Linked DNA regions of Mus musculus: region 2 is linked to region 1. Evidence: chromatin loops called from intact Hi-C (ENCODE). Cell type or tissue: gastrocnemius. All regions are shown on one strand.

Evidence for each region. Peaks named below come from ENCODE experiments on the same cell type or tissue, not always from the same donor. Only the 100,000 strongest peaks of a DNase experiment are listed, where the experiment ranks them.
Region 2: it touches region 1 in a loop (5-fold over the local background); 26 of 42 quality-filtered maps call a loop at or near these places.

The regions. Positions count from the first base shown.
Region 1 is chr9:121,678,772-121,681,271 of GRCm38, forward strand. It overlaps Sec22c (SEC22 homolog C, vesicle trafficking protein), which reads right to left. Exons shown (of 7, transcript NM_001164562.1): 7 at 1,274-2,500. Among named protein-coding and RNA genes, the nearest start is that of Sec22c, 25 kb to the right of the region's middle. In gastrocnemius, a CTCF peak has its summit at 975 (motif pointing left); DNase peaks (open chromatin) are centred at 486 and 947; H3K27ac peaks cover 705 bases.
Region 2 is chr9:121,476,360-121,478,859 of GRCm38, forward strand. No RefSeq gene overlaps it. Among named protein-coding and RNA genes, the nearest start is that of Gm38661, 14 kb to the right of the region's middle. In gastrocnemius, a CTCF peak has its summit at 1,097 (motif pointing right); DNase peaks (open chromatin) are centred at 869 and 1,143; H3K4me3 peaks cover 305 bases.

The DNA.
Region 1 (2,500 bases):
CGTTCCAGTTCCTTTCCCTTTCCCAGGATCTCCTGTAATCAAACTTGTCGATCTTTTTAAAACTTTTAACTTTTTTTTTTTAATTAATGGGGGCTTCCCACGTGTGTGTATCAGTGCCTGGTGCCTGCAGAGGCCAGAAGGCCTCAAATGCCCTGTAACTGGTGTTATAGATATTTGTGGACTGCTGTGCAACTGCTGGAAACCAAATCTAGGTCCTCTGAAAGAACAGCCAGTGCCCTTAACTGCTGAGCCACCTCTCCAGCCCCAAACCCGCCCATCCATCTTTTTAAGGGTTGTGCCTGTGACTTTAGGTAAAGAACCCCCCCCTCAAGTCTGAGGGGCTTCTCCTTGGCATTCAGCAGACTCCTCCATCTGAGAGCTGGTTCACAGAGCCTCTGCCAGGCCCTTCTTAGTCTTTCCATCTGCTGGCCCAGAGTGAGGGTGCTCGGCAGCTGTCATCAGGCCTCCCACAAGGACTCGAGGAAAAGGCAGAGACTCCTCAGTCCTAACTCTTCCTGGCACAGCAGAGGCATCTTCATGGCCCAAGACTGTGGTGATGAGTGATGCTATCAGATGGGACAGTCCCTCTTCCAGGACAGGGGACAGGGCTCTGAGCTGCTTTCTGACTGGCATTCTAAGCCAGGCCTCTGCTTCTTCTCCTGAGCAACAGGACTTGTTTACCCTCAAATCCCAACCCAGCAACTCAAATTCGTATTGGAAAAGTGACCTTGTCCTCCTGCAATGGCTGGGACTCTGGACAGCCAAAGGAGAGATGCCGGGACCACCACTGCCACCACCCCACGCCCTCTCCCTTCCCTCCCTCCGGCAAGGCTTAGGAGGCTGGTCCAAAGAGGTTGTGTGGACTTCTCACTGTTCCTGGGAATTCTGTCAGCTGTTTCAAAGCAGCCTCTGAGGAGGGCAGCAGCCCTGGGGTGGGACTAGGTGATGTGGCCAGCTGCTGCGCCTCCTGGTGGCCATTCTTTAATATAGCTGGCCTGTGGAAATGAAACCTTCGTCTCTAGTACAGAACTCTAAGGTGCCTTTCGGGCACACAGGAGGTGCCAGACACAGAGCCTGCAGGCTGCCCAGCCTATAGAACAGCCTTGCCCCTGCCCTTCTGGTTAAGGGCGTGTCTTAAAGTCTGAGTCCTCAGATCTGTTCAGATGAGGATGTCATATCCCCACAAAACCTCTCCCACAGACCACCTCAGACCTACAAGAAAAACAGACCCTGATTCAGGCCGCTCACACATATACACACACAAACACACACATTAGTAAACACTTTAGATTTATTCTCCACACACTTAAGCCACCTCATGTCATTTTAGTTTTAATATACACAGTATATAAAGAGCTGTATGAAATCCGCACGTTGACATACATTTCAGTTTGAGCATGTGAAAGTTAGAATGTGCCCATCGTGGACTCACAATAGATCTTTGTTGTCAATGGAAAAGTAGCTCGTCACATGGGCAGCACATACTGAGGGCGACTCAGGGGGTGACTGGATTTGAAACTAGTCTCAGTTTTTATGTTCTTACTAGAAAAGCCCATTAAGTCAAATCAAATCCCAAGGCTGAGTTATACAAAGAACTCATAACATTCCTGAATCAATCAAAGGATCTGTAAGGATCAAGGGCACATAGACGCAGCAAACACAGCTCAAAGGTTAAAGAAAGAACGGGTTTCATTTTACCTTAAGATAAAAGGCATCTGAGGGCCACACTCCTGCCCTTGCCCTCAGGTGTGCAGACATTTCCCTAGCCCACTATTCCCAGATGTGAACACCAAGCCCCTGTCCACAGCTGTCCTGCTGCCATCTATCTCCCCAGCAATGCAAGAGTGACAGTGCCAGCCAGGTGGTGGTGGCACACCACTTTAATCTCAGCACTTGGGAGGCAGAGGCAGGTGGACCTCTGTGAGTTCAAGGCCAGCCTGATCTACAGAGCAAGTTTCAGGACAGCCAAGGCTGGAGAAACCCTGTATTGAAAAACAAAACAAAAGAAAACAAAAGGAAGAGGAGGAGGAGGAAGAGGAAGAGGAGGAGGAAGAGGAGGAAGAGGAGGAGGAAGAAGAGGAGGAAGAAGAAGAGGAAGAAGAGGAGGAAGAGGAGGAGGAGGAAGAGGAGGAGGAGGAGGAAGAGGAGGAGGAGGAGGAAGAAGAGAGAGGAAGAAGAGGAAAAGGGGGAAGAGGAGGAGGAGGAAAAGGAGGAAAAGGAAAAGGGGAAAAGGAGGAGGAGGAAAAGGAGGAAAAGGAGGAGGAGGAAAAGGAGGAAAAAGAGGAGGAAGAAGAGGAAGAAGAAGAAGAAGAGGAGGAGGAGGAGGAAGAAGAGGAGGAGGAAGAGGAAGAAGAGGAGGAAGAGGAGGAGGAGGAGGAGGAAGAGGAGGAGGAGGAGGAGGAGGAGGAGGAGTGATAGCCCCATTCTGTTAGCCAGGCGTGGTGGGGCATAGGGCCTTTCCTTGTTGAGACTGAAGACAGCCTACAAAGCCAGCTTTCTT
Region 2 (2,500 bases), 200 kb before region 1:
GTCGATGTGGCTTGTGGATGCTACAAGGGACCCTCTGAGTTAGGACCCCGCGTCTTATCTTAAAAACATTATTTTCTCAATTCTTTGAGAATGTCATACAATGTATCTTAATCCTATTCACTGGCAACTTCATAACTCCTCCCATATCCACTTCCCTCTCCCCACCCTCCCAAATTCACGCCTCACGCCCAGCTCAGGTTGTCCAACCCAAGGACAAGAGTCCCTAAAAAGGCCAGTAGGAGAATCAGGAAACAAAGATGTCAAGTTCTTGGCTTTGAACTATGAGGGAAGAAAAGGCTAAGTACACAGTTTGATGTGAAACCAGACCTGGAGAGGAAGCTTGCTGGACCATTGCTTACTTGCTTTCTCTCTCTCTCTCTCTCTCTCTCTCTCTCTCTCTCTCTCTCTCTCTCTCTTTCTCTCTCTCTCTCTCTCTCTCTCTTTCTTTCTTTCTTTTCATTTCTCTCCCAGTCCGGTGTAATCTTCACCCTACCGGCTCCTAGGTTCACTAGTCAATTACTATGTCAAGAACTGAGTGGTTGGAAGTTCTTGCAGCAGACAAGGAAAGGGAGGGGTTGGAGGTTCGCAATATTCATTATGCATTTGATTCCCCTTTTCTAGTGGTCTGAATTCCAGGTTATGGGAAAAGCCTGGAATGAGTCTTAGGAGCCAAGGACAGAGGATCCAGTTTTACAGGGGCTAGGAAGGAAGGCGTTACACAGCCCCACCCTAAGGCTCACTTCCACCACAGGGTTACGATTCCCTTGAGCAATGGGGAAGGAGAAATGGCAGCAGATGGGTCTCAGCAGAAAGGTGTCCAGCCGTACGTAGATGTGAGGACTCACTACCACGCACAGTCCGGGAGCAGGAAGGGAGGTGAATCCAGGAGCCTTGTGGATGGGACCAAAGAGAATAGCAGAAGCCTCCCCTTCAGGTCTAGCAGTACTGCATTCAGAGCTTGATACCATCTTGGAGAAGGCAGACAGAGGGAGGCATCAATATGAATTCCCCGAAGCGTATAAAGGGGGTTGAAGAAGAAAATGATGCGTGAGCTCCTGGTTCGATCATAGCCCAAGAGGAGTTTGTTTTCACGGCCAGTAGAGGGCGCTCAGAGATAAAAGAAGGCCTGTTGGCACTGGGCCCTGGATAAGCGATCGCCAGATGGGACTTTTGCTCGCCCCTGAAAAGCAGTTGAGTGCTGGTTTCTGTCTCACTCTTAACCCCACTCGGGCCATCACTTGCAACGGGGCTTTGCTTGGGGTTAAGGTTGGGAAAAACGCCCAGGGAGCAGGCCTGGCTTCTCAGGGGCCTCTCTAGCGGGGGATTGGCTCTCCCTCTTAGAAGCTCCATGCACCCACTTAGCGGCTGCCTCAGACTGCTCTGAGGATCCAGACAGGCTTGAGTGGAGGTTGTGAGGGGGCAGCAGACGTGGTCATGAATGCAGGGAACTGAGTCCCTGTGCTTGGGGCATCAGGAAGTCATGGGGCTAGAGAGGCACAGCAATGAAGAATAGCAAAACTCAGCATCCAATGGGAGAGGAAACACTTCACACACACATACACACACACACACACACACACACACACACACACACACACACACACACACTCGATACCACACCTTGACCATCCAGAAAGCATCTTAGGGATAATTATGAAAATGTTATGTGTTATTAAGATGTTCCTTCAGATGGGCTTGGACATAGGCCCATCTAATGTCAGCTTTATTAATTGTCAACTTGACACAACTTAGAATCACCTGGGAAGAGAGTCTCATTAAGGGATTGTCTACATTTGGGTTGGCCTTTGGGAGTGTGCATGTGCGTGTGTGTGTGTGTGTGTGTGTGTGTGTGTGTGTGTGTGTGTTCATGAGTGTGAGTGCATGTGTATCTTAATTAAGGTAGTCAATATAGCATGATCCAACTCACTGTGGGCAGCAGCGTTCCCTAAGCAGGGGTCCTGAAATGATTAAGAGTGGAGAGGATAAGCCAGGAGTGCAGGTGCTGGTCTGCCTTATCTACCTCAGCTAGGCTTCATTAAGGCCGGATGGTTTTACGGACAACTCATGCCAGGCTTGCTGGCTCTCTAGACACTACAACAGGCCTTCCTGTTTCTGTGTTCTATGTTCACCTTACTCTGCTAACAAACACCTTTGCCCTCTCTTACAGCGAAAACAGAGACACTGCACAGGAGAGCTCCCTGCTTCCTGTGTCCAGACTCACAGACTCACAAGCTTGCTGTCAGCTGTCTTTGATTTTTTTTGGTTTTGTTTTTCATGAAGGAAGCAGGTTCTCCTTCAAGATTCTGACCCATTTCTGCATAAATTCTGAGGGTCTCCTCCTCCCCCCTCTCTTGGGACCCACCTTATTTCAACCACTGTGCCTTGATTTCCCTGCCCTTTAAAAGATTCTTTATGAAGCATTCAACGTTAATGTAAGAGTAAGACAACAAACAGGATATTCTTGGCATTCACACAAGCTAAGCCTCTTAGTTGTGAATGC